Linked DNA regions of Homo sapiens: region 2 is linked to region 1. A link is a loop called in an ENCODE intact Hi-C map of the cell type or tissue named here. Cell type or tissue: Caco-2. All regions are shown on one strand. Each heading gives the region's core, and the rest is flanking DNA. Links, peaks and the distances in the headings are about the cores only.

Region 1 (14,967 bases), core at 4,596-8,595:
TTGGGTGGCTCCCTCTTGACCGCAGATTATGAATTTGGTTATTTTGTTTGTTGAGCTATTTATCCAGCCTCCATCTACATGCAGGGATTATACCCAAGAAAATGGTAAAATACAAATAAGAAGTAAAATGCTGGGAGCAGAGAACGTGTAAATTATCACGTAGAGATGAAGCAGGGGAAAGTGGGTCATGGATGTTCACTCATAAAGACCTCCTCAGTTGCTAAAGGTTGGGCATCTTGGAGGCTAAATCAGAAAAAAAACTGTGAATTACATGGTCCTCCCTATCCCCAAAGGAAAAACACAGAAGCTCACCAGCACAGCCAAGCTTTTTCTAGTTCTCTAATTTAAAATAAGTATTTTGCTGTGTGATGTCACAGTGGGGACACAAAAAGATGTGACTCAAGGCCTGGGTGGCATCCCTAGAGCAAGGGCAGGAGCTGATCTCACAAGGCTGTTGGGTCTCTCTGTGAAAGCTGAAGGCAGGACATCAAAGAGACCCAGTCCAGCCATTCTGGGAATTACGGTGTGGTGCTGGGAAACTCCACTGCACTTGTGGTTATTGTTGCCCCTGTTCTACTGCTGAGGCTGGAGAGGTTGAGTGATGTGTACGTGGTCTTGCAGATGGCAAGAGACATCCATTCAGCAGACAAGTTTTGAGTGCCTTGGATGTGCCAGGCACTTTCTTGCACAGGGAAGACAACAGTGAAGAAAGCAAATTTCTTACCCTTATGGTTCTTTCATTGTGTTGGTAAGAGACAGATAAACAAGCAGACTAATAATGACTACACTTTATATTAACTAGTGATGCACACCATGGTGGATATACCACGTAAGGAAGGGGCGTCTTACTGACACCAGGCTATGGGGGAGGGCTCTGCTTTTCTAACAGAGACCAGAGGGAAGTAAGGGAGCGAGCCATGGGTATCTGAGAAAAGCTCTTCTGGGTAGAGAGAATGCATTGCAAAGTCTCGGAGGTGGGGACACGCTGGGGTTGTCAAGATGCATCAAGGAGGACAATGTCGCTAGGGCAGACGCATGAGAGGGAGCGTGGAGGGAGACACAGCCAGAAGGAGAGTGTGTGGCAGCTCACGCAAGGCCCTGTGGGCCATGACATGGAATTTAGATTTTACTGAAAATGACATGAAATAACACTGGGAGATTAAGAACAGAAAATGAATGTGATCTGACTTATGTAGTCTACATATTAGTTTCCTTGGGCTGCCAAATCTTGGTGGCTTAAAGCAACAGAAATTTATTTTCTCACAGTTTTGGAGGCCAGAAGTCTGAAATTTAGGTGTCAGTAGGGCTGGGCTCCCTCCAGAGGCTCTAGGGGTGAATCCTTCCTTTGCCTCTTCCAATTGGTTGGGGCTCCAGGAATCTTTTGGCTTGTGGCTGCATAACTCCAATCTCTTCCTCCAGATTTACATCAGCTTCTCTTCTGTGTGTTTGTCTTCTTTTCTGTCTCTTCTAAAGACATTTGTCCTTGGATCTAGGGCCCACCCAGAAAATCTGGGATAATCTCATCTCAAGGTATTTTATTGAATTACATCCACAAAGACCTTTTTTTCCAAAGAAGGTCATGTTCACTAGGTCCAGGTATTAGAATGTGGCCATATTATCTTTGGGCAACCATTCAACCTGCTATACAAAGTGAAGCAATCACACTTTTTGTTTCAAATCACACTCTCTGTGAGAATCTGCGGGAGGGTTAGGGTGGAGGAGGAAGACCAGTTAAGAGGCTCATACAATCATCCAGTGAGAGATGCTGTGACTTGGGCCAGGGTGGGGAAGCAGAGAAGCACATATTCCAAACATAGAGCCAAATGGAATAAAATTTGTGAGAGGAGAGGTGACAAAGATTGCTCCAAATATGGAAGGAAATTAACACTAAAAGAGATGAGGATAACTGTGGGAGGAACATGTTTGAGGCAGTGGGAGGCAATCTAGAATTTAGTTTTGGATACATACACCTATGTTTTCTATTAGACATCAAAGTGATGATGTTAAGTAAGTATTTGGCTATATCAGTCTGGAGTTCAGAAGAGAGGTTGGTGTTTCAGCTGTAAATCACTAAGTCATTGATGGGACAGGGATGTTGGTGAAGCTCCCTAGGGATTGAGTGTAGATGGAAAATAAAAGGTCAGAAGATGGGGCCCTGGATTCTCTAGCATTGAGCAACCAGGAAGAACAATGAGAAATCAGCAAAGAGAGAGAAGGAGCAGCTAGTGGTTGTAGAATCAAGGGTTGGGATTTGGATGGAAATCTGAACCCAACCTCCTTTTTAAACACCATATTGTGAGGAAGCGCTGTAGATTATAAATCTGTGTCCCTTTGCAGGCTACCACAGGGCCTGGCACAAAGCAGGTGCCAGCCATCTGCCTGCTTTGTGGTGAGAAGGATCCCAGACAGGGCACCTGGTAGACTACAGCCTCTACATTAGGATCACCTAATGGGACCAGCTGGAGCAGGTGGACGGGGGCAGCAAAACAGGGAGGACCTTGGCTTTCCTCAAACAGCTGAAGCGAATCTCTGTCTCTGGTTGGCATTTCAGGAAGCCCTCAGCCACCCAAAGTGTTCTAGACAGAAAGGCTTAGAAAGAAAGCCAGTTAGACAGAGGGGGTGGCTCTCTGGTGCACAGAGTGGGAGCAACTGAAAGACAGAAAAGATGGGGAAGAAAGCGTAGAAGGTGTGTGCTCAGTGAAGAGAAGGCAGGACTTAGTGGAGGAGGCCTGGAGGGTAGGGAGCTGCCTCAGATGACATGGGGATGCTGGACTTCGGCTCAAGGTGAGGTTCTACACATCGTTGCACTTCAGTTTTCCCATCCATAAGTGGGATTGGGCCTGGCTGTCCTCATAATTTTGTGATGAGCATCAATTGAGAAAATGCAAGTGAAAGTACTGCATAAACAAAAAGCACCGTGGCCAGAAAAGGGGTTCGTTTTGAAGGAAGAATCAACAGCAGCAGCTTGGAAAATGATAACCTGCAATTCCAAGAATGCTAGTGTTTACTGCATCGGTCTAATTTTGTACAAAAGACATATAGGAAACACCTGATCTGTGTCAAGCTCTGTGTCCAGCTTTGGAGGAATGAAGAACTAGACAAGATTCTGACTCTCCAGTGCTCCTGGTGGAAGCGTGATGGTGGGTAGGTGAAGCCCATTCAGCTCACACATTGCGAGCGTCTTTTGTCCTCCTGATATCATGGAGTGCTTCCCATGTCAGCCATTACACTGTGGTAGCCTCTAAGATAGAACAGTGAATAACAGTGCTATCTCAGGCTGAGGGAGAATGTCTTTGGAGCTGAAGGAACTGAGTTCTGGAAGACTGGCACCTTGGACATTACGTTGGAGTTTATAAAAATGCAAAATCTTTAGGTCCTTCCTGGGCTGACTGTGTCAGAATCTGTAATCTAGCACAATCTCCAGGTGACTCGTGTTAAAATTGACTGCACATTAAAATTGCAGAAGCAGAGACGCTGTTGATATTCAGCCTGAATAAGTCTTTATTTTGAGGGGATGTCCTGTGCATTGTTGAGTGTTTAGCAGCCTCCCTGGCCTCTACCCACTAGATGCCAGCAGCATCCCTTTCCCGCTTGTGAAAACAGACATCCTCCAGACGTCCCTTTGGAGGAAAAACCGCTCTACCATTGAGAACCTCTGGATTAGAGCAGGGCTGCTTAAAAACTGATCCCAGCCTGACAGCCTCAGCAGCGCCTGAGAACTTACAAGGAAGGTGGATTCTAAGGCTCCGTCCCAGAAGGATTGAAGCAGAAACTGTGGGTGAGTGGTCGAGCAGCTGAGCTTTAACAAGCACTGCAAAGTGATTGATAGACGAACACTAACGTATGCTAGAGCAGTGGACTTGTCCCGGATGTACATTACAATCACCTGGGAAGCTTTCTGAGCTCTATCATCTCTGCTCCCCACCACAAACCAATTAAATCAGATCTCTGGTGGTAAGTGACACAGGCGATTTAAATGCAGAGCTTGGGCTGAACCAATCAAGAACCAATCAAGACAAATGCAGAGGGGATTCATCCAAGCTCACTGAGGTCAACAGTAAGAGACCAGAACTCAAGTCTTCTGACTGGTCCAGGGGGGCCTTTCCTTACTAGGGAGAGGACAGGTGACAAACAGCCTCCCGAACTGGCTCCTGAGGAATTGCCCACCCACAGGGCATGTTTAGATACATCTTTGATCAGGAGTCTTGGTGCGTGCAAAATGCTCTAATCTCTGAGACGTTCTGTGACATAAACTACCCAGCGGGCTTTGCAGATACGTTTGAAGGAATTCACTGTGTTTATAGTTTTCTGGACACGAACAAGGAATTCTGGGCCCAGATCTTCCTCTCTCTGTCTGCTGTCTTCTCCCCCAGCACCCGGAGGTCAGAGTATTTGCTGACTTCTTTTCATAGGGCTCTGTAGGTGATGTCGTCCTATCAGGAAACACCAGAAATGTCAGCACTCACATAAAAGTGTTTGTCACAGGCGATAACCCACATAGTCACTCAAGCACCACAGGACAAAAATAGGCAGAAGGGACTTTTGAAATTCTTTAGGGGCAGATAGGCGGTAAGTGGGCTTCGCACTCTCTCCTCAGCATCCTCACACACTGTTAAGAACCAGCTTCGAACATGGCGCCTGGTGAAGCCAGACATTCTCCATTAAGGGCTCTCAGGTTCCTTCCTGACCCAACTCCAGGCAGTACACTCTCGCTCACATCCATTATGTTCGTATCGTCATGATAATTCTGTGGAGTGTGATTTCTCTCTACTTTGCAGCTTGGAAACTGAGGCTCAGAAATATCTGATTCCCCCTATTCAATTGTGCAGTCTACATTGATTGAGTGCTGACAGTCGAGGCTTTGAGCCAAGAATGGAGATATGCTACAGTTTTGGACAACCTTCATAGAGTCCATAGTCAGATACAAAGGTCAATAGATAAATACCATGCGGTGTGGGCTGTGCCAGTCATTGACTTGTGTCTCTCAGCCAAGCCCATTCCATATTCTGAGATGATGGGGCTGGGAGTCTGAGAACCACATTCCCCAGAATCCTTTGCTAGCAGGTTAGACTCCCAGGTGGGATCAAGGGGACGCCCTTCCCATTCTTCCACCTCTCAAAGGAGCAGTACAGAGCTCCAGCCACTCAGGGTTTGTGGCAACCTAGACACAGCTGTGCCCTACAGTGCACTCTGAGCAGCAGCCGTCCAGGTGTGAGGAGGCCCTCTGAGGAGCCAGTGCTGCCTATGAAAGTGTCCCCTGTCCACTCAGAGATTCAAGCACCAACTGTGCAGGACCCTCGAGGAGGCCCTGGCCACAGACACGTGGCAGCTGCTTGGCAGTCAGAGCACCTGCCCCCCACACTCCCCTTCTCTGAACTTCTAGGTCCTGGTAACCCCACCTCTTCCCTTTTGTTCCCTCAACCCTAGAGCTAGTAATGGCTCTCTCAAGTCACAGATCTCTGAGTAAATGCAGTGCTAATTTTAAAAAACCTTTTCAGTCTTCCCACACCTGTAGCACACATCTCCTGTATTAAATCCCCTCTGGTTGGAATAACCTCTCACGGCTCCTGGGTCCTCTCTGGACCCCGAATGATTCAGGTCAGCTCAACCTGGGGAAGACCTTCTTGGGAAAGTGACAAAGCTGAGAAGTGGAGAGTGAACAGGACACAGCCAGGCAAAGAGAGAAGGGAGAGTGCGGCAGGAAGAAGGAAAAGGGTGTGCAAAGGCTCTGCGGTGTGAACACACTTCTGCCATTACAGGAGCCGTGAAAAGGCCTCTGCAGCTGGAGTGGGGGCAGTGTGGCACCTGATGAGGCTGAAGGGGTGTGCTGAGGGGAGCCTCATAGGCAGGGCCTAGCCATGGTTGTATGTGGGGTGCCCTGTCTTTCCTAGGGTGGTGCCATGGCACGAATGACCTCTCTGAAGGTGTGTCATGCAGTTCCCTTGCCTGTGGGTCACAGAAAACATTGGATCTAATCTCAAGAGTAGTGGATTTTGAATGGGAGAGGTGCAGGGTGTGATTTGTATTTGTAAAGGGCAACTTTACCTGCTGTGTAGAGAACACATTGCAGCGAGGCCAAGTGGAACTGGAAGTGGTTGTAGCAGTTTGTGCAGGAAGAGATAGGGAGGAATGGGGCCGGAGCAGCATGGGGCTCCCTGGCTCTCTGACCTGGAGGCAGTCACTTCCTCTTTCTGTTTAACCAGCTATAAAAGGAGGAGGCTGGGCCAGGGCAAGGATTTTTCAGCTGGAGTCTAAGTCCTCTGAGGGGGGTCTATGGATGGGGGTCAAGGGGTGGGAGAGACTCTGAGATTGTACACAAATGGTTGGACCTATGTCCACAGATGCCTTTTTCCCTCAGGGAAAAGGGTTCTTGACTTTCAGCACATTCTCTGTGAGGTAACAGCCACAGAGTTTTAAGCCACTCATCTAACAATCTGGAAAGGCACTTGCAGCTCAAATTGCCAATGGCTTGCGATTCTGGACCTTCCCAGTGAGTCATGCATTCTTAAAGTGTTCCTGCTGGCTGTTAAAGTTTGTGAGGAAGGGGAGGGGACCCTGACACCATCTGGAGGCAGGGTGACATGCCCATGGAGCTGCTCCAAGCACAGGTACAGAGGTAATCCACTCATGGTGGCCTTTCTGAGCAGCAGGCTGGAGGCACCATTTCACTTGATCATTGACACAACCCAATGAGGCAACAGGCATTGACACCCACTTCGTTACCTGTGCAAAGGCTCCCCGAGGCCACCACGCCACCCTACTCTCTCACATCACAGCCAGGGCTGCCTTTAGGAGCGCCCCATGTTTGCCTTCTGCCATCCCCACCTTCCAGCGCTCCTCGCCCCTGACCAGTGCCCTCTGACACCTCTTTCCATCTCCCCTCTCTTCGGAAACAACGGAGTTCTCTGGAAAAATAAAATGTAAAATCAGACTCACTCTCAGTCACACGAATTGGGGTCACTGTGTCCAATTTCCAAAGGGAAATGTTAGCTTCATGCTGCAGTGAGACTGGAAATGCCATTCCTTTCTGAAAAAGTGGGTCAGGCACCAGAACATGTTACAGGGACTGGGGTCTTTACAGGGCGCCCCTGGAATCCCTGAGGGCAGGGCCACAGCTGGCTCTCGCATGCGTGCCCACCCTGTGCTGCCGGCCCAGCCCACGGGCTCCATCCTCCAACCCAGGCCAAGGCAGAAAACCAGATGCCTTTCCTATGTCTCCAGCGTGTCCCATCTTGCTAGGATTTTTCACATTTTTCTGTGGAAGCCCTTTATGGTCTGTGACCCTGGCCACTGCTGAGCCAAAAAGACAACAGATTTATGGCAGGCCTGGAGAGCAACAATCCATGGATGCATTTTCCCTGCTTTCAGTCAGTAATTTATTTTTAAATGATCTTTCTGTTATTTATGGGTCTCGCTGACTCCGATGGCCAGGGTGAACTGCATCTTATCAGACTAGCAAAACTAACTGGATTAAAGGGCATCCCTCACATGTCATCAAAAGGAGGACTAAGAACCCCGATGTCTCAGAAGTGCAGCTGAACTGGTTCATCTCCTTTTGTCCCTGAACAGCGATGTGAGCTCAGGCCAATGCCTTTGGGCCATGGGGTCAAACCTTCGCGGCTCCTCAGTGTTGAGGGCACAAGGCATGACAGCCGACTTCCTGCCTTGTAAAGTGGGGCTCAGGACACCCGCCACAGACGCTTATAGTGACAGTAGGGGAAGTCGTAGGGAACACCTGGTACATCTAATACTCAATAAATGCTACCTGTGTGATTATTATGGCCTTCTTTACCTTGTCCTCATCTCCCCTCTGGGAATACACCACTCAGAACCCAGGATGAAAAGATAATCATCTTTATATGGGGCTTGACCACTTCTAAAATATAAATTCAAACAATAAACCAACTTGGGGACGGGCACGGTGGCTCATGCCTGTAATCCCAGGAATTTGGGAGGCTGAGGCGGGTGGATCACTTGAGATCAGGAGTTCAAGACCAGCCTGGCCAACATGGTGAAACCCTGTCTCTACTAAAAATATCAAAAAAAAAAAAAAATTTGCCGGGCATGGTGGTGCGCCTGTAATCCCAGCTACTTGGGAGGCTGAGGCAGGAGAATCGATTGAACCCGGAGGTGGAGGCTGCAGTGAGCTGAGATAGCACCATTGCACTCCAGCCTGGGCAACAAGAGTGAAACTCTGTCTCAATAAATAAATAAATTAATTAATTAATTAATAAAATAAGACAAAATAAACACACTTGGAATCCTGTACCCTGATGTTGGAATAACATGGGAAGACAAGAAGACCAGGATGGCAGTTTATTTCTCTCCCAGAAATGAAGATCCGCTTCCACTCCAGCGTAATTACAGTTTAGCAGGGCCTTGTCTGAGGCTGAGGATTCTCGCAAGTACACAACTGTCTATTGTTCTCCCTAGCTCGTTACCATGGTGATCTAATTAAAGCTGCATCCAATGCTGCCAGCCCATAGGTATGGGCTGCGCGTGCAGCTCCTAGTGGCCAGGGGCGCGTGGCCTGCCCCTCTTGAGGCACCTTCCCAAATCCTCAACGAGAGCTGGTTGTCTGGGATGGGACACAAAAAATGCCTTCCGTTTAGGGACAAGCTGTGGGTTAAATGCTACTCCCCGCATGTTCAGAAAGGTGCTGCAGGCTTGCTTTGGGACCTTGGGAAGTGGCTTCATACACTTCATTCTCAGTTTCTTCGCGTATAACAGGAATGACAATATCTGCTTTGTACAGAAAAGAAAAGATTTGTGGAAGGACCTTGAGGGAAAATGCAAGCAAGCCTGCTCGTGGCTGTCATCCTTCCGCTGCACTCTGTTGCAGTGGCAGGAACATGGCGGGGGTGAGGAAGGAAGGCTGGACAGGCTCAGGTCCAAACTGCTGTCCCGAGGCAGCTGGGAGCTGCCTCACAGACCTCTTACCTGGTCTGTACGATGGGGACAACCGTAGTCAGCTCACGTGGCTATGAAGATGCAACAAGATATGTGAAGTCCCTGGCACATGCTGGGCATACCACCGCCTCCCAGTAAATGCCAGGCCAATGGAAGGACAATTCAGTGTCAGCTCCCCAATACAGGAGCCAGCAGCCCACACGATGCCATGATGAAGCATGCCACCTGATGGGCAAGAGCATGGGCTCTGAGTTCAAATCCTTGTGACTGTGACCCTGGGCAAGTCACTTAATTTCTTCATGCCTCTAGTCTTGTTTGTAAAATGAATATAACAGTGTTGGAGCTGGAGTTAAATGATGACAAAAATGGATTATGCCTAGAATATATTTGATACTGAATTGGAGGTAAACTCCTGTCCTCCTGTTCTGTCCAGGCCCAGGGCACAATAGGCCTCCTCCCTGTTTGGATCCAGTGCTCAGCCCTTTCATTTCACAAGCATGCTCCCCGTGAGGGAGCACTGTGTAGGTACGACCATACACATGTGGTGTCTACTTTAATCTTAAGATTCAGCCTATGATATGAGCACTATTGTAGCCCCAGTTTTTGGAAGGATAGACAGAGATTTAGGCAGGTAAGGTGACTTGTCCAAGGTAACACCACCTGTAAGTGATGGAACTGGGATTTGAGCTGAGGCAGTCTGACCGCCTTGCCCTGGGCTTATGCTTCCTAACCACTATCCTCTGCTGCCCCTCACTGGATTGTCATTGAAAGCCTGTGAAGTAGGCATGAGGATCCCCATCTAAGCAGATGAGTGAACAGGCCAGGAGAAAAGACCGGGTCTTTCAGTGCCCCAAAGCTGGCCAGTAGTAAGGGCAGGACCTATATGTTGGCCTCATCCCAATTTCAAGGGCAAATGCTCTCCTATCTCATTGCCTTGAACCAGGCTTTGGGATCATCACTGAAACTGGCAAACCATCCAGTTAGCCATCCCTCGCTTAGGTCTTCCCCATGACAACGTCTTCCATCCCTCGCCTCTCCTCACCACTTCCCTTAGCATTCCTGGGGTCCTGTGTGAATCAGGCAGTGTGTCGGGGACATGTGCTACTGATTATTTCCCCGGCTTATCAAAGGCCTGATCTCTTTCCTTGTAGCCAGAGCAGCTCAACACCTCGTCCACACACCACAGCCCTCATTTCCTTTTTATGAAGATTGGGGAGCAAAAACATTTCAAAGGCTACCAATTAAATGAACCCTGCCGTGCCCATAACCACAGTGCCCCTTTAGAGAGCCGGAGAGTTACAGAGTCAGTAACTGACAGGCCAGCACATGTGGTCTTTATGATCCTGCAGTTCTTCTCCCAAGATGTTGGCTGCTTTCCCTTCATTCTTGATGCCCTGAGTTCTGCCCAGTCAGTCCAAGGGACAGGGCTCCACCTGGCATATTTCCAACTGGCTTGTGCAAATCATGTGTGCCCACCTACAGGCCTTGAATGCTCCACAGTCCAGGAGCCTGTCCTTTATCAGGGAGCTTTATCAGGGAGGAAGCTTTATTGGGGAGGAAGACCAGGTTCTGCACGCTTAACTGCATGCCTAAGCCTGATTGTCCTAAATCCCCTGGATAGCCCAAGAGCCTTCTGTTTCTCTCCACTCCATCTCCATTGCTCAATTCAGACCTCACTATCTTCCCTCTGGTATGTTACAACTGTCCCATAAATGATGCCCCTTCCTCCACCAACTCTGACTGCAATCTACCCTTTCCATGACCACCAAAGGGATCTTTCAGAGAAGGTAAGTTTTTTATTTTTTATTTATTTATTTATTTATTTTTGAGACAGGGTCTTACTCTGTGACCTAAGCTGAAGTGCAGTGGTGCAATCACGACTCACTGCAGTCTCAGGTTATCCTTCCACCTCAGCCTTCCTAGTAGCTAGGACTACAGGTGCACCACTATGCCTGCCTACTTTTTGTATTTTTTGTAGAAATGAAGTTTCACTGTGATGTCCAGGCTGATGTCAAACTCCTGGGCTCATGTAATCTGCCCACCTCGGCCTCCCAAAGTGCTGGGATTACAGGTGGCACTTAAGTCTTCGCTGCCATATTCGAAGTCCTGTAATGACTCCCTATTGCCTATAGCACAGAGGTGAATCTTCTTAGGTTGGCATACAAGACTCTGTGATGCAGTTTTTGCCTGTTTTTCTAAATCTTCCTCTCCCTAATTTAAACTCTTTACTCCAGCAACATGGAACAGTAAGAAGTTCCCTGTACACACCTGCATACCACCACACTGCCTATTGATGCCCTTCTGAGCTCTCCTTCACAAAACCACTTCTATTTATTCCGATATACAGTCCAGGCATCACCTCCAGTGGAAGATGACTCCACGATCACCCAAGCTCACAGCCCCACCTCGGTGCTTTTGTATACTGGTGGGCCCCTTTCCATAAGCAAACATTCTTTTACACCCTAATGATCTGATTTCTTATTCTTTGGTTCTGGTAGACAGACGGACTTCTGAAAGTAGGCATTTTACCTTCTTTATTTTGTCATCTGGGTGTCTCAATCAGTTGCTGGCTCAGAGTAGACACTCAATAAGAGTCTGTTGAACTGAGCCAAGATTGAGTTGGCTCAGGGAAAAAGGAACGGCTGGCAGCCTTGAGAGAAGATCTTTACCTCTTTGGGCTAAACTGTGTGTTTCATTGATCTTGAATGAGAAGCCAATGAAGGAGTTCACATGTCTGCTCCCAAGGAGGCTGCTTGACAAAACAGCAGTGTGTGTGTGTATATGTGTGTGTGTCTGTGTGTGTGATTTTTATCATCTTAATCTGAAAACAAGAATGGGCCAAGCCTTGTAGGATTCGGATCACATGCCTTAGTGCATGTCTTTGGGTTGGAAGCATCTTCTTCAACACTTCTATTACTTGCTAGAGGAATACACCAGGGAAGAGACATCGTCCCCTGAGGGTGGCGTATTTGGAGCTCAACTCAATACAACCACCATAGAATGAACATTTGCTATAAGTCCCACCAGGGAATGAGCCACACATAGAGGAGGTCTTGGGTAGCAAAGAGTGAATCATTCCCGAACTCTGCCTGCAGATGATCATAGTCAGGGGCAGGATCAGAAGATGGTGTAGATAATTGTAATAACAGGGGATGATGCCATGATCCAGGGAAACTCAAGGGCCTGAAGGATAGCCTCTGAGTCTGACTGTGTGGTTGAGAGGAAGAGGCTCCCATGCTCATTTTCCAAGGACTGCCAGAAATTAACCAGGGGAATGGGCAGAGGGAGCTGCTGCTTAGCCAGCAGACAGGCTGTGCTGCTGTGTACAATGTGCCCTGCTGCTTTGAGAGGCCACAGATCACCCAGTCAGTCTGTCCCCCATACAGAGACAGGTTCCCTCTGCATCTTCCCTAATAGCCTGGCCTCCAGGCCACTTTCTGCACTAGGGTCACTGCTAATGCTAAGCCAGGACTTACCCTTCAAGCCATGCCCTCTAGATCATTGCTTTTAAAGCAAAGAGGAAAATGGAAAGATTTTGCAGCTGTAGCTGGAGAAGAGAAATGATGATAAGGCCATCCCTGGGTTCCCCTGTGAGTTTTATCATATATGAGCTGCCTGACTTTGGTTAAGTCCCCTCACATCTGGCCTTTGGGAAGATTTGATGAGAATCTCCTTCTGGCCACGTTTTCTGCAAGAAAGCCCTGTCCCTGGGCTGGGCATAAAGACCCAGCTTGGGGTGGAGGGGAGTCTGACATTTTGGACACTGGCACTGAGGACTGGGGGAGGGTGGCCTCACCTGGATTTCCTGTGCAGATCAAGCAGGCCTGCAACACGGTGGGGGCGTTTCAGGTTGGACAGTTGCTGCAGACACAAAGCCTCAGAATTACCCTGCAATGCACACAGGTCACGAGCAATAAAACGCCTTTTAAAATGTCATCTGCTGAACTGCAGATTCCAACTAATAAATCCCCGTGACCTGGAGGTACCTGGGGTCAAACATTTGCAATATGGCCCCTGGAGCTGCCCTGCTCCCTGGAAGATGGGCCGGCTTTATGAGCTTGCTGTTTGATGGTTGCCATAGAGGCCAGCACATCCACCTGGGATGGGGGGTGGGGAGAAGACAGAGACTCAGTAACATGTTGTAATTACCCAACATCCTAGTGAATCATGTGTCAGCACCCACAGTTGGGGAAAAATTGGGAGCTGTTGCTCTCCAAGGACCAGCTCTGTAATCTATAAAACAATGAGATCACCATCTGGGCTAGGGGAAATGGAGACAGGGCTCGGCTCTGTTCTCAAAGTAAAGGAAGGGAAGAGAAAAAAGATAATGATAGCAACAGAGAGGCTGCTGCCTCTGGCATGGAAGGAAGCTGAGTCCGTCCGTCCATTGTGCTGCACTCGACTTCCCGACGGCTCTTGGGCATAGGCCTCAGTGCCCCCTGTGCCAGATGATGACAGTGCAGCTCCGAGGGCTCATTCCACTCTCCCAGGCTGCTCTGAAAAGGGGACTGTCTGGGCCTTTCTGGCTCTTTCCTCAGTGCTGCTCCTCCCTGAAGATAGTGCTTTCCAGTGCACAGGCCATTTTCCCTCCTGTGGGGAACAGTCCTTTCCCACAGAGAACAGGGAGGTCATTCCTCTCATTTTACAGATGAAAAGTGGAGGCTTGGAGAGTGGAGAGACGACGAATTGAACCAAATTTTACAAGATGATTGGGTTTGGGGTAAGCTGAAAGGCACAGGGGGCATCCCAGGTGGTGAAAGCAGTGCACACAGCCTCGAGTGACCGGCACCCGAGGTGTACTGGGCTCCAGCAGAAACAGTGCTTTGGCTGGAGGGAAGTGTATCCAGTGTTCTCTCTCAGGGAGCAAGGCTCTCTGGCTTTGGTACTACACACAAGATTTCAGATTCTCATAAAATCACCTTTGGGGGTGCTCCTAGATACACCCTTAGAAGCCAGATGGCTCGTCTGCAGCCTGACACTCAGGACAGGCCACCATCTGATCACCGCTTCTCTCTCCAGACACTCCCCTTGCTGAGAACTTCGGCCAGGTCTCACTGCCCCACATGTCACCTCATTCTGTCCAGGGTGTGACCCCCTCTTCCTTCGCCCTTCCCACTGCTCCTGTCCTAGAGAATCCTGCCTCACCTTCAAGGCCCAAACCCCAATGCCTCCAGGAAGCCCATCTGGATTGCTAACTCTCTGAGTCCCTCCACACAGTGACTTACCAAATAAAAACAGCTTCTCTTTTTTTTTTCCCCATTAGGAACTGAGCCTCATAATAAACATAAATGACAACTTACATATAACATGTATAATTTATACATAAACCGCTTTTTTTCTCTTCTGACTTTATGATGTCCTTATCTACTGAATTTGTAATCTTTGCTCTATTCATGTTGCGTAGATACTGGGTCTAGCTCAGTGGATGCTGCTATAAAGGCCAAGAAAAAGAAAAGGAAGAGCTGACCACATCTTGATGCTTGGTGATGTGATAATATCATTGCAGTGCTTTATGCTTACTGCAGAAAATAAGGAAACCAGCTCTCATGTTGGTGTCTGATTGTTCCAATGTAATGAGTCCCCTGAGAGGAAAGCTCTAGCTTACTGCAACAGTCGTGGTTTCATGCAATACTGAGAAAGTGCTAGTGTGTGTATATCTAACATAGAAAAGCACTCACTACATTTACTCTTCTGTTTTCTGCTTTTGTTCTGATCATTGTCACCTCAATTAAACATACAGCTCTTTGGGGGTCCCAGACCCTGGCTCCCCATGGCCCCAGGAGTCCTGGAAATAGTACATGCTCCATGCATTCTGGTTGGAGTTCTCTTTTGTTGCTGCTGCAAAGAGGAAGGAGCAAAATGATCACAGTAGCTCTTCCTAGTGGAAGTGACTAAGGTGTAGAGATGCCTTACAATTTGTATGTAAATGTCGTGGGTTAAAGCTGACTTCGCCACAGGGGAATATTGACAGGGCTTTAAAAATAATGACCCAGCTAATTAATGGTGAAATAGAATAGGGTTCCTGGAGATGTCCTCAGGATCTTTTCATTCAGAGCA
Region 2 (14,967 bases), core at 7,084-11,083, 81 kb before region 1:
CGCTCCACTGTCAGTTTTCTCCCTTCTGTGTCTTGCATACTGGCTGATTGACTTTGTCCACTCCAGGTATCCTAACATCTTAACAGTCTCTTTGCTGGAAAGAAATCTTCAGTGGCTCCCATTACCTACGGATCCAGCCTGGCTTTTTAGTCCAGCATTCAAGACCTGTCAAGCTCTTCTGCATCCTCTCGTATGCATGTGATAGACAGGCACTCCACCTAGCGAAGTACAACCATCCCAAACTTATTCCTATTACTTTTCTTCCATTCATTCGTTCATACAATCAATCAGTCATCATTGAGGATTTATTAGACGATAGGTTCTGGAGACAAAAAGGTAGATAAATACGACGCAGTCTTTGCTTTTGAGGACTGTATCCCAGATACATCTGACTGGTTGTTCCTGCTGAAACATTTTTCCACCTCCATGCTTTTGCATACACTACTTTCTCCACCTGGAAGACCCTCTCTGCATTTCTGAACATGCACTTTTATTAACTGTCCACAGCTGCAGTGAGGCCTTCTTCATGAAGCCTCTCCCAGTTCTCCGCCTCACCCCACCAAGCTGGAACTGATCGCAGCCTCCAAACTCCCACAGCAATCCTTTGCCTCCTCTTCTGACGCTACTCTTTCTCTCTTGGATGAAAGCCGTGTGTATCCATGTTGGTTCTCCACTTCTAGAACCTGTCGTTTTGGGGCTGCAGGACTTGGTGGATTCACACTGGCATCCCCTCAGGAAGCAGGTGAGCAGGAAGTGACTGTTGGATGCACGAGAAAGCAAGGGAACCACAGAGGTGGGAAAATGCTGTCTCTTTTTCATTGTTAAGTCACTACTTTAGGCACAAGAGTGTAACTAAGTCCTTTCCAAATGGAAAATGGCTACTTTAGAGCCACGTGGACTCCTCACAAATTACATGTTGTGTCTTCTGTTCCTCTTTAAAATATTTTTCACAGGTAGCTTCATTAAAATGACGATCACTTCTGGGAGCAAATTAATAAATTCAAACATAGACTATTAGAATTTGAAGGGACCTGCAAGACCCTTCTCTCTTTAGCTCTCAATTTTAGATCTAAGAAAACTGGGTCAAGAGAGGCAAAAATAACTTACTCAAATTCCCTGTGAGTGCTTGTGGTATATTGTACAATACACCATAATAATTGTTTATAATAATTTAGTGATTCATTCAACTACTCTGCAAGTCAACTCTGTGTCAGGCAAAAGGTGATTCTAAACCATTGAGAAAAAGATAAAATATATTGGTTATTGAGGAGTAGTTTAACTTTTTAGAAATGCTTTCATCAACAGTAGCAAAAAGGAAAGCAAATAAAAGCTCATATAAGGTAAATTTCAGTTACCTGGAAAAGTTACCTATGTGAAGTGTTTCATTTTACAGGTGAACAGAGCAGTGAGACAGGGCCATATGACAACCTTTCCTTGTTCGCAGGGGATAGTTCAGGTTTACTTCTCTTGTAAACTTCTCTCTTCCCACCACAATTATTAATAGTGTGTTCTTTCACTCTCAAAAGTGTTCTGGCTTGGACAATGGCCATTCTACGTATAAAGCTTAGTCGTTTTTTCTTGTATAGCTATAATATCACTTTTTTTTTCTTTTTTTTCTTTTATTATTATACTTTAAGTTTTAGGGTACACGTGCACATTGTGCAGGTTAGTTACATATGTATACATGTGCCATGCTGGTGCACTGCACCCACTAACTCGTCATCTAGCATTAGGTATATCTCCCAATGCTATCCCTTCCCCTTCCCCCCACCCCACAACAGTCCCCAGAGTGTGATTTTCCCCTTCCTGTGTCCATGTGATCTCATTGTTCAATTCCCACCTATGAGTGAGAATATGAGGTGTTTGGTTTTTTGTTCTTGTGATAGTTTACTGAGAATGATGATTTCCAATTTCATCCATGTCCCTACAAAGAACATGAACTCATCATTTTTTATGGCTGCATAGTATTCCATGGTGTATATGTGCCACATTTTCTTAATCCAGTCTATCATTGTTGGACATTTGGGTTGGTTCCAAGTCTTTGCTATTGTGAATAGTGCCGCAATAAACATACGTGTGCATGTGTCTTTATAGCAGCATGATTTATAGTCCTTTGGGTATATACCCAGTAATGGGATGGCTGGGTCAAATGGTATTTCTAGTTCTAGATCCCTGAGGAATCGCCACACTGACTTCCACGATGGTTGAACTAGTTTACAGTCCCACCAACAGTGTAAAAGTGTTCCTATTTCTCCACATCCTCTCCAGCACCTGTTGTTTCCTGACTTTTTAATGATTGCCATTCTAACTGGTGTGAGATGGTATCTCATTGTGGTTTTGATTTGCATTTCTCTGATGGCCAGTGATGATGAGCATTTTTTCATGTGTTTTTTGGCTGCATAAATGTCTTCTTTTGAGAAGTGTCTGTTCATGTCCTTTGCACACTTTTTGATGGGGTTGTTTGTTTTTTTCTTGTAAATTTGTTTGAGTTCATTGTAGATTCTGGATATTAGCCCTTTGTCAGATGAGTAGGTTGCGAAAATTTTCTCCCATTTTGTAGGATGCCTGTTCACTCTGATGGTAGTTTCTTTTGCTGTGCAGAAGCTCTTTAGTTTAATTAGATCCCATTTGTCAATTTTGTCTTTTGTTGCCATTGCTTTTGGTGTTTTAGACATGAAGTCCTTGCCCACGCCTATGTCCTGAATGGTATTGCCTAGGTTTTCTTCTAGGGTTTTTATGGTTTTAGGTCTAACGTTTAAGTCTTTAATCCATCTTGAATTGATTTTTGTATAAGGTGTAAGGAAGGGATCCAGTTTCAGCTTTCTACATATGGCTAGCCAGTTTTCCCAGCACCATTTATTAAATAGGGAATCCTTTCCCCCTTGCTTGTTTTTCTCAGGTTTGTCAAAGATCAGATAGTTGTAGATATGCGGCATTATTTCTGAGGGCTCTGTTCTGTTCCATTGATCTATATCTCTGTTTTGGTACCAGTACCATGCTGTTTTGGTACCAGTGCCATGCTGTTTTGGTTACTGTAGCCTTGTAGTATAGTTTGAAGTCAGGTAGTGTGATGCCTCCAGCTTTGTTCTTTTGGCTTAGGATTGACTTGGCAATAAGGGCTCTTTTTTGGTTCCATATGAACTTTAAAGTAGTTTTTTCCAATTCTGTGAAGAAAGGCATTGGTAGCTTGATGGGGATGGCATTGAATCTGTAAATTACCTTGGGCAGTATGGCCATTTTCACGATATTGATTCTTCCTACCCATGAGCATGGAATGTTCTTCCATTTGTTTGTATCCTCTTTTATTTCCTTGAGCAGTGGTTTGTAGTTCTCCTTGAAGAGGTCCTTCACATCCCTTGTAAGTTGGATTCCTAGGTATTTTATTCTCTTTGAAGCAATTGTGAATGGGAGTTCACTCATGATTTGGCTCTCTGTTTGTCTGTTGTTGGTGTATAAGAATGCTTGTGATTTTTGTACATTGATTTTGTATCCTGAGACTTTGCTGAAGTAGCTTATCAGCTTAAGGAGATTTTGGGCTGAGACAATGGGGTTTTCTGGATATACAATCATGTCATCTGCAAAGAGGGACAATTTGACTTCCTCTTTTCCTAATTGAATACCCTTTATTTCCTTCTCCTGCCTAATTGCCCTGGCCAGAACTTCCAACACTATGTTGAATAGGAGTGGTGAGAGAGGGCATCCCTGTCTTGTGCCAGTTTTCAAAGGGAATGCTTCCAGTTTTTGCCCATTCAGTATGATATTGGCTGTGGGTGTGTCATAGATAGCTCTTATTATTTTGAAATATGTCCCACCAATACCTAATTTATTGAGAGTTTTTAGCATGAAGGGTTGTTGAATTTTGTCAAAGGCCTTTTCTGCATCTATTGAGATAATCATGTGGTTTTTGTCTTTGGCTCTGTTTATATGCTGGATTACATTTATTGATTTGTGTATATTGAACCAGCCTTGCGTCCCAGGAATGAAGCCCACTTGATCATGGTGGATAAGCTTTTTGATGTGCTGCTGGATTCGTTTTGCCAGTATTTTATTGAGGATTTTTGCATCAATGTTCATCAAGGATATTGGTCTAAAATTCTCTTTTTTGGTTGTGTCTCTGCCAGGCTTTGGTATCAGAATGATGCTGGCCTCATAAAATGAGTTAGGGAGGATTCCCTCTTTTTCTATTGATTGCAATAGTTTCAGAAGGAATGGTACCAGTTCCTCCTTGTACCTCTGGTAGAATTCAGCTGTGAATCCATCTGGTCCTGGACTCTTTTTGGTTGGTAAGCTATTGATTATTGCCACAATTTCAGATCCTGTTATTGGTCTATTCAGAGATTCAACTTCTTCCTGGTTTAGTCTTGGGAGAGTGTATGTGTTGAGGAATTTATCCATTTCTTCTAGATTTTCTAGTTTATTTGCGTAGAGGTGTTTGTAGTATTCTCTGATGGTAGTTTGTATTTCTGTGGGATCGGTGGTGATATCCCCTTTATCATTTTTTATTGCGTCTATATGATTCTTCTCTCTTTTTTTCTTTATTAGTCTTGCTAGCAGTCTATCAATTTTGTTGATCCTTTCAAAAAACCAGCTCCTGGATTCATTAATTTTTTGAAGGGTTTTTTGTGTTTCTATTTCCTTCAGTTCTGCTCTGATTTTAGTTATTTCTTGCCTTCTGCTAGCTTTTGAATGTGTTTGCTCTTGCTTTTCTAGTTCTTTTAATTGTGATGTTAGGGTGTCAATTTTGGATCTTTCCTGCTTTCTCTTGCGGGCATTTAGTGCTATAAATTTCCCTCTACACACTGCTTTGAATGTGTCCCAGAGATTCTGGTATGTTGTGTCTTTGTTCTCGTTGGCTTCAAAGAACATCTTTATTTCTGCCTTCATTTCGTTATGTACCCAGTAGTCATTCAGGAGCAGGTTGTTCAGTTTCCATGTAGTTGAGCGGTTTTGAGTGAGATTCTTAATCCTGAGTTCTAGTTTGATTGCACTGTGGTCTGAGAGATAGTTTGTTATAATTTGTGTTCTTTTACATTTGCTGAGGAGAGCTTTACTTCCAAGTATGTTGTCAATTTTGGAATAGGTATGGTGTGGTGCTGAAAAAAATGTATATTCTGTTGATTTGGGGTGGAGAGTTCTGTAGATGTTTATTAGGTCCACTTGGTGCAGAGCTGAGTTCAATTCCTGGGTATCCTTGTTGACTTTCTGTCTCGTTGATCTGTCTAATGTTGACAGTGGGGTGTTAAAGTCTCCCATTATTAATGTGTGGGAGTCTAAGTCTCTTTGTAGGTCACTCAGGACTTGCTTTATGAATCTGGGTGCTCCTGTATTGGGTGCATATATATTTAGGATAGTTAGCTCTTCTTGTTGAATTGATCCCTTTACCATTATGTAATGGCCTCTTTGTCTCTTTTGATCTTTGTTGGTTTAAAGTCTATTTGAGGGTAACCCGACCTTTCTCTCTGGCTGCCCTTAACATTTTTTCCTTCATTTCAACTTTGGTGAATCTGACAATTATGTGTCTTGGAGTTGCTCTCCTTGAGGAGTATCTTTGTGGCGTTCTCTGTATTTCCTGAATCTGAACGTTGGCCTGCCTTGTTAGATTGGGGAAGTTCTCCTGGATAATATCCTGCAGAGTGTTTTCCAACTTGGTTCCATTCTCCCCGTCACTTTCAGGTACACCAATCAGACGTAGATTTGGTCTTTTCATATAGTCCCATATTTCTTGGAGGCTTTGCTCATTTCTTTTTATTCTTTTTTCTCTAAACTTCCCTTCTCGCTTCATTTCATTCATTTCATCTTCCATTGCTGATACCCTTTCTTCCAGTTGATGGCATCGGCTCCTGAGGCTTCTGCATTCTTCACGTAGTTCTCGAGCCTTGGTTTTCAGCTCCATCAGCTCCTGTAAGCACTTCTCTGTATTGGTTATTCTAGTTATACATTCTTCTAAATTTTTTTCAAAGTTTTCAACTTCTTTGCCTTTGGTTTGAATGTCCTCCCGTAGCTCAGAGTAATTTGATCGTCTGAAGCCTTCTTCTCTCAGCTCGTCAAAGTCGTTCTCTGTCCAGCTTTGTTCCGTTGCTGGTGAGGAACTGCGTTCCTTTGGAGGAGGAGAGGCGCTCTGCGTTTTAGAGTTTCCAGTTTTTCTGTTCTGTTTTTTCCCCATCTCTGTGGTTTTATCTACTTTTGGTCTTTTATGATGGTGATGTACAGATGGGTTTTTGGTGTGGATGTCCTTTCTGTTTGTTAGTTTTCCTTCTAACAGACAGGACCCTCAGCTGCAGGTCTGTTGGAGTACCCTGCTGTGTGAGGTGTCAGTGTGCCCCTGCTGGGGGGTGCCTCCCAGTTAGGCTGCTCGGGGGTCAGGGGTCAGGGACCCACTTGAGGAGGCAGTCTGCCCGTTCTCAGATCTCCAGCTGCGTACTGGGAGAACCACTGCTCTCTTCAAAGCTGTCAGACAGGGACATTTAAGTCTGCAGAGGTTACTGCTGTCTTTTTGTTTGTCTGTGCCCTGCCCCCAGAGGTGGAGCCTACAGAGGCAGGCAGGCCTCCTTGAGCTGTGGTGGGCTCCACCCAGTTCGAGCTTCCTGGCTGCTTTGTTTACCTAAGCAAGCCTGGGCAATGGTGGGCGCCCCTCCCCCAGCCTCGCTGCCACCTTGCAGTTTGATCTCAGACTGCTGTGCTAGCAATCAGCGAGACTCCGTGGGGTAGGACCCTCCGAGCCAGGTGCGGGATATAATCTCGTGCTGCGCCGTTTTTTAAGCCCGTCGGAAAAGCGCAGTATTTGGGTGGGAGTGACCCGATTTTCCAGGTGCCGTCCGTCACCCCTTTCTTTCACTAGGAAAGGGAACTCCCTGACCCCTTGCGCTTCCCGAGTGAGGCAACGCCTCGCCCTGCTTCAGCTCGCGCACGGTGCGCGCACCCACTGACCTGCGCCCACTGTCTGGCACTCCCCAGTGAGATGAACCTGGTACCTCAGATGGAAATGCAGAAATCACCCTTCTTCTGCGTCGCTCACTCTGGGAGCTGTAGACCGCAGCTGTTCCTATTCGGCCATCTTGGCTCCTCCCCCCGTAATATCACTTTTTAATTAATAGCAGATTCTAAGCAATGTGTCACTGATCTGTTGCTGTCGAACCCTGGACATCTCAAGGCTGCCTGCTTGTGAGAGAGCTCCCAGAAAACTGTCAGCAATGCCAGCGGATGCCCTCTTTCCTCTCAGTGTCTTGCTACTGTGAATATGTTCTGTCCACAAATGCTATGGCACAACCTTCCAAATCCCAGGAAAATAAAGGACACCTCGAAGCAGGTTGGTCTGTTTTGCCAAAAATAGAAGCTACCAGCAGTCTTGGGGGTGAGGAGATAGAGGATGTTGATGGTGTGTCATAGGCCAGATGCAAGTCATTCCAGGCATTTTTGCATAAAAATCCACTTCCAATCTTCCTACATGAATTGCCATTAGGTACATTGCTTTAAAGTGTTAAATGAACCATCAAGTTTTTCACTTGGCAATTGCTAAACTTCCAAAAAATCTGCTTTGTCAGTTTTGGATACTCACATTGTTTGAATTGTCTGTTGCTGTCTAACTCCCATTCTTGGGGGTAGATGGAGAGAAAGATGACTTGATGAGAATGTGTATGGGAGCAACTCACCTCCCACACTCTTGAGAAGGCTTGTCAGAGGACCTAAATGACATCACATCACCCAACCTCTATTGTACATCTTTGTAGAAACTGATATGAGAGACTAGGTGTCCCAGATGGTTGAAAAGATATTAGGACTCAATTTCCACCTATATCTTACTCCATGACAGCTGTTTCTTACCTGGGCCCCTGTCTTTAATCTGTTCCCTCACAGTTCACCCTCTCCACTGCAACCTAAGAGATCATTCTGGACCAGAGAGACACAGGCAGAATCTAGCTTCCAACACTCTGGGGTTTCGCTACCTCCAGATTTAATGTCCAAGCACAATATCATAAAGCCCTCAATAAGCTGATCATTGTTTCTTTCTTGCTACATTTTCCAGTATAAGTTTTCTTCTATTGTGTACTTTTGAGTTAAAATGAAAACAGGTTAGATGTGTTGGCTCACTCCTGTAATCCCAGCACTTTGGGAGGCCAAGGTGGGGGGATTGCTAGAGCCCAGGAGTTTGAGACCAGCCTGGGTAACATAGTGAGACCCCATCTTTACAAAAAATAATTTCAAACAATTAGCCAGGCATGGTGGTGCACATCTGTAATCCCAGCTACTTGGGAGGCTGAGGTGGGAGGATCACTTGAGCCTGGGAGGTTGAGGCTGCAGTGAGCTGTGATTATGTCACTGCACTCCAGCCTGGGTGACAGAGCAAGAGCCTGTCTCAAAAAGAAAAAACAAACAAACAAAAACAAAAATAAAGTGAAAACAGTCATGCACCAGAATTAAATGCATCAACTCTCACCACTACCAACAGATGGCATGAGAAGGTGCTTGTAAAATACCACTTTGGACTTAAGAACACTCTAGGAACCAACTTTTCTGTAAGCAGAGGAGCTTCTTTTTCTCTAATTTTCTCCTCTATTTATCCACCAACTCATCCATCCATCCATTCATTCATCCATCCATCTATCCTCCCATTTATCCATCTATCCATCCATTCATCCATCCTCCCATTTAACCATCCATCCATCTATCCATCCATCCATCCACCCACCCATCCATCCATTCTTTCAACAGGCAATTGCTTGCTTGCTCTGTGCCAGACACTTGAGCTCTGTGGTGGTAATCATTGGGGGAACAATGAAGCCCCTGGCCTCAAGAAACTTGGAATCTCGTACAAAAGTGTTGTATTCCCCCTGCATGCTTGCCATTGCCTATGACCATACGGCATCCTTCACCTAGAGTATCATTATTTATGTTCTCCATCTAGAAAATGCTTCACTAACATTAAGAGTTAGTTAAAGCACTTCTTTCTAAGACTATCCATATCTCCCCATCAGTAAGAATATGGAGTCAGACCTGCAAAAAACCTCATGGTGTCAGACAATGCACAGGAAGCTTATTTCCCCTTTATTACCCATGGGACTTTAAAGAGATCTTTCTCTTTTTTTGAAACAGGGTCTGGCTCTGTTATTCAGGCTGAGTGCAGTGGCATGATTGAGGCTCACTGCCACCTCTGGCTCCCAGGCTCAAGCAATTCTCCCATCTCAGCCTCCCAAGTAGCTGGGACTACAGGCATGTGCCATGACACCTGGCTAATTTTTGTATTTTTAGTAGAGATGGGGTTTAGTCATATTGCCCAGGCTGGTCTCAAACTCCTGGGCTCAAGTGATCCGCCTGTCTCGGCTTCCCAAAGTGCTGGGATTACAAGCATCAGCCACCTTGCCCGGCCTTAAACAAATCATTTAATCTCTCAGGGCCTTAGTTGCTCAAACCATAAAATGGGAAGGATAATAATTGCTTATCTAATCTCACGGGGTAGTTGTGAGATTCACATAGTTGTCTAAATGCCTTAAACCACTGACTTTCTGTTGATTCATTTATTCCCTCAACATTTGTTAAGTGCTCTTTGGGCCAACCCTTGTGTTAGTTCTGGGGATTTATATTTAAGTGGACCCTTCCCACAGGGAACACATCACCTAGAGCAGGCAACAGTCATGGAAAAATTCCCACGCAGTGAGACATGTGATGAAAAAAGCCAGCGTGGGGAGGGTGGCTTCAAACATGAACATCATGCGATTTAAAATAACCAGAGCATGCATTCGCCTCACACTCACTATGCACACTGTCCTGTTCTCATGCTTTGCTTGCATTTGCCCATTTAATTCTCACATTTATTATCTCTCTTTGAAATAGGAACATTTATGATCCCCATTATACAGATGAGAAAAATGTAAGCAAAGGATGGTATGGCTAGTAATAGGCAGAGGTAATATTTCAACCTCCTAAGCCCTTTATAAACAAGCTCCACAGGTAGGGGTGAATGGGCATCCCATGGGGCCAAGGCAGTGAGTGAGGGTGTTGGCATGACCAGAGCAGAAGAAGGTGAGCTCGCGGGAGCAGGTCGAATTCCTGAGGGCAGGCAGCCTGGCTGAGGAATCTGCAGCCCCCAAGGTTACTGAAAATAGGTATCGTGTGATCAAACGCAGGCCTTCTAGGAACTTGGATTTACCTCCTTTTTTTGTCCTCCTTCTTCCCTCTCCTTTCATTCCTGGGGAATGTCTTGCCTGTCCTCTTGGACGCTGGCCTTGAACAAAGATGGCTTAAAAAAATAGTTGGAGGCGAGAATCAACTTTCACTTCATTAAAAAAAAAATTCTTTTTCCTTTCCTTTTTTTTTTTTTCCAGAGATAAGTTTCACTAATTTTTTTTTTCCAGAGTTGAGGTTTGCTATGTTGCCCAGGTGATTCTACTGCCTCAGCCTCCAGAGTAGCTGAGATTACAGGCCTGTGCCCCCACCCCTGTCTCTAGAACTAGGTTTTGGTTTGCAGAGTGGTAACATTCCCTGGCTACAGTTGTATGTTATGAGCCTTGTACATTTGCAGAGTATATGGGAAGAAAGCAGCCATTCATCAAGATCTCTCCTTACCTGTTGGACTTTGGATATATGACAAGAAGTTACTAAATGTCTAAGTAATGTCTTTTCCTTTTTATCTAAAAGACCCTAAAAATATGAGTATTTGGCATCATTCTGTCAACAATTGATTTGATTTGCCGTGAACTGATCTTTGCTAGGGTTCCAAGTTGGTTTAAATCAATGAGCTCTCTCTTTTTTGTTTTTGTCTCTCAAATTGTATTGCTTTGGAGAGTTTTTCTTTGAAAAGCTTTTATTGACTTTTGCTAAAAGAAGAAGCGATGTGTCAGATTCTAAATGAAATCCTCTTTCTGAGGAGCTGTGAGGTCCCCACAATGTGTCAACAACAATCAAGATGTTGAAATTGAAAGCATTCACAGAGGTCATTCAGCCCAGCCATTCCCAGATCTGACCGATCACCGGAATCATGTGGGCATCAGAGACAGAGCAACAACAACAAGCTACAACAGCAGCAGCAGCAGCAGCAGCAGCAGCAGCAGCAGCAGCAGCAGCAGAATGAAGGAATGAATGAATGAATGAGCGAGTGAGTGAGTAAATCCGCATTTCTGGAGGAGACTGTATTTACGAAGAATCTTCCCAGATCTCTATGGCAGCATGTCTGGGGACCCCTGCAGTCACTGGTCTCTCCAACAGGGCAGCAACCCAGAATGGTGCAATTTTGGCATTGCACACACCTGAGGAGGCACATGGGGGCTGAAATCCAGTCCAAGCTCCAAGGGAAAGACTTCTTTTTCTCTGTGTGACTCCCCCAACCTGTGGAGTGTGCCTCTAGGGCTGCATCCATGCAAGGGGACACCTTTTCCTAATTTTCACAAAGGTTCCCTATAGGTTAATGGGGGCATTGCTAAGAAACCCAAATGCTGCAATGATTTTTAAGGACCATGCTGATTGATGGTCATCTTGGACTGCCACTGAGGTCTCACATTTTACTGTTAGTTCATTCTCTTCCTCCACTCCTCTACTACCTGCAACCATAGTCTTGCTCTAGATCCTGCAGCCCATGACATCCCATTCCTCTTTCCCCAGGGAGACCCTCACGGATTTTGAAAACAACCTGTTCCCACTTGTCCTAGGTTTATTGGTCAGAATATCCCCGCTTCTTTCTGAATAACCTGGATTTGGTTTTCTTTCCATTTATCAAATTCTCCCATAATCTGTATCATCCACATGGATGGACACTTCATTTGGTCACTCACTCATTGTTTCACTCATGAGTGCATACTGTGCAGCTGGTTCACCATGCACTAGTTACCAGCTTGTCTAGTCTCATGAGGCAGAACACCCATGCATATCACAGGTTACATAAAGAGGGTTTATTACTTACAGATAGATAGCAAGGGGCAAGAGATGCCGAGGGCCTGTTGTAAACCCATCCCCCAAGACTCAGGGAAGCTGCCTGGGGTGGATAGAGCTTCAACTGCACACGCTTCATTTGCAGCACTGCAGAGGGACCCTGGAAAGCAGCATTCCATGGGTTTTATACCCTAAGGTCACATGACATGTGGGGCTGAAGCACTGATGGAATCTTGTTTCTGAGGGAGACTGGGACAGAGCTCTGGCTATTCCGGCCAGCTCCTCTCTATCTCAAGGATGTGGCATTCTCAGCACATTCTAAATTTTTTTTTTTTTTTTGAGATAAGGCCTCACTCTGTTGCCCTGACTGGAGTGCTGTGGTGCAATGATGGCTCACTGCAGCCTTGACCTCCCAGGCTCATGCAATCCTCCCACCTCGCCTCCAAGGTAGCTGAGACTACAGGTGTGCACACCATGCCTGGCTAATTTTTTTTTTAAGTTTCTGTAGAGACAGGGTCTTGCTATGTTGCCCAGACTGATTCTCAGTGCATTCTAAAACAGGGGAGAACTGGATTGGTTGAAGACCATCCTGATCATATGCCAAGCATTCGACAGTTGTTCATCAAATATTTATTAGTGCGACTATGTTTTAGTCTCTTCTCCAGCCTTTGGGGATATAGTGACAAGCAAAATAGAACATGTTTCTTATTTCATGGTTCTTTAAGTCTAGTGGTAGGGAAGACAGATAACAGACAAGTAAACCAATAAATAAGAAAGATAATTTTAAACAGTGTTGAGTCAAGCACTTTGCAAGGTGTTAAAGGAGTAAGGAGATGAAAAAAGTGCTTTCTGCAAGTTGCTTACAGTCTAGTGGGGAGATTCATTCAAACTCATAGTTTCCACCTGGCTTTGCTCATATTGAAATCAAGGCTTGTAGGAGACCATTGGAGCATGGGGCCAAAAGGCCTAGGGAGGAGGAGGGGTCCCTCTCTGGGATCAGGCCTCCTCAGCCCAGAGGCAGCAGGTTCTTACCCAGTTAGGATTATTCTAGTTTGTTTTAAATAACTCTGGCTTACTACATTGTTTTTAAGGTCACGTTGGGTAGACTTGATTTTAGAGTCTGATTCTTTTTTAGGTGTGGAAGGAGTTTTCCATGAGAGAATAAAACCCCACATTGCAATTCCCATTTCAGTCTGGTGGGCCTTGGAGCCAAAATAGTTTGTGCACTAAGTGCTAAGCTATGCAGAGATGGGAGATATTCAGCTCCTTCAATCTGGTAGGCTTGGCAGGGCGAGCTCTTGGTAACAATGACTTCCTATATACCAACTATAGTATAAAAACTGTGGCTTGTGTTTTGTCTTGCTCTGTGCCCTCTGGGGCCAATTCCAGCTCCAAGCTCCCTTTGAAGTTTCTGTGCCTGGATTGGCTTCACAGGCTCTGAAGCCAGATGAGAAATGGGCCCATTATTAATGGGGGCAAAGAATTCGCACCCTCTTCATTCTGTGTGGGTGGTATTGGGATTCCATGGGATACCCTAGGGGAGAGTGTCAGACTGCTCAGAGCACTGGTGCCGGGCTTGGCACTGGTTCTTTTTGGGATCTGTTGGCACTGAATGGCACTGGACAGTAATGACTTCCCTGTGTTTAGCTGCGAGTGATGAGAGGTTACTCTGGACAGATGATGGGTGTGGTGGGGGTCATGCATTAGGAGAGCAGATTCATTCATTGTTTAATTGATTGGTTCGCTCATTCAAACATTTACTAAGTTCCATTCTGTGCCAGGTCTTATGTTTCTCCATTTCTCAGGGAACAAAGAGCCACAAGATTTTGGTAGAGAAGATGAGTGTGCAAGGGACTTGGTGCAAAGCAGAGTTATAGGCACCCTGGAAAAAATCTGAGTAGCAGGGGGCAAGGCACAGTGAAGGAAGTCATCCGTTCTCTCTGGCTGGGGGTGGTTAAAAAAGGCTTCAAGGAGGAGGTGGTGTTTGAACTGTATTTTAAAAGTTAACATCAGGAACAGACCAATGATAGGAATGTGGGTGTATTACATTATGATGAGACACATTCTACTCTGTTTACAAAGTCTTAACCAAGCTTTTAGGGTGGCTCAATTCTGTTCACAAGGAGTGGGTAATGAGCTGGTTCTATTTAGTAAGATAGAGACAGAAGAGTACCCTGGTCTAGTAGTCAAGAAACCCGAGTTTGTGATGAGTCCTCGCTTGCCCTCCATGGATGTTGTTTTACTCAGCTATAACATGAGAGATGTGGACAACTTCAGCAATATTTCACCATTTCCTAGGAAGAGTTGAAATGGTTGCGGTAGGGGTAGAGAGCTGAGATCTCTTGCTAGTCCACCCCTTGCTCCCTAAGGGGTCCCACAAAGCAAAGCTGAGCTTTGCAGAACATCTTGTCAACCTTGTGAAGAAATGGCTTCTAAGACCCTTTCCAGTCTGATACTTGGAGCTTGATCTCAAATTGAGTCCAGTAAATTCACAGCAATGTGACCTTGGTGAGCCTTCTTTCTTGCTTATGAGCCCTTCTTCCTCCCTCATTTCCACATCTGTAGGATAACAGGTTGGACAATATGACCTGGAAGCCCTGTCTCTTCTGGCTTTACAGACCAAAGACCTACAGATCCAACTACACTGGCTGTGCAGGGGATTTGGTTATAAGGAAAGAAAAAGGATTCTATTTGTCAGGTGCCTTCCACAGACCACACACAGGGCTAGGGGTTTTGCTTACACTACACTTCATCCTTCCAGCACAGAAGTCTCTTGAGGCTGTTATAATTGTCATAGCTTTAAAGATAAGAAAACAAGCCCAAAGAGATGAAAGAACTGGAGAAAATTCTCCAGGGTTGTGTGAAAGAACAGGAGAGTGGATGGGGGCCTCTGCCTCTCAGTCCAGGGCTGTTTCTGTCATTCTATATCTTTAATATCCCTGACAGCGTGACCCTCTTTTCTTGGCTGTCTGGTCAACACAGTGGGCTGCCATGCAAGGTGGAACTCTAGTGGCATGATGTCCACAGTGCCTGCTGGTCCAGAGCAGCCCTGGCTGGACAGTCAGGCCATACTCAGAAAATGCAATGGCCTTGAATCAAGGAGCTGCT

What was found. Peaks named below come from ENCODE experiments on the same cell type or tissue, not always from the same donor. Only the 100,000 strongest peaks of a DNase experiment are listed, where the experiment ranks them.
Region 2: it touches region 1 in a loop (2.4-fold over the local background); 1 of 110 quality-filtered maps calls a loop at or near these places.

The regions. Positions count from the first base shown.
Region 1 is chr2:16,312,460-16,327,426 of GRCh38, forward strand. No RefSeq gene overlaps it. Among named protein-coding and RNA genes, the nearest start is that of GACAT3, 270 kb to the left of the region's middle. In Caco-2, for the core only: no CTCF peak of the experiment used is centred there; DNase peaks (open chromatin) are centred at 6,222, 6,502 and 7,572.
Region 2 is chr2:16,228,525-16,243,491 of GRCh38, forward strand. No RefSeq gene overlaps it. Among named protein-coding and RNA genes, the nearest start is that of GACAT3, 190 kb to the left of the region's middle. RefSeq lists enhancers at 6,241-6,976, 6,977-7,712. In Caco-2, for the core only: no CTCF peak of the experiment used is centred there; no DNase peak of the experiment used is centred there.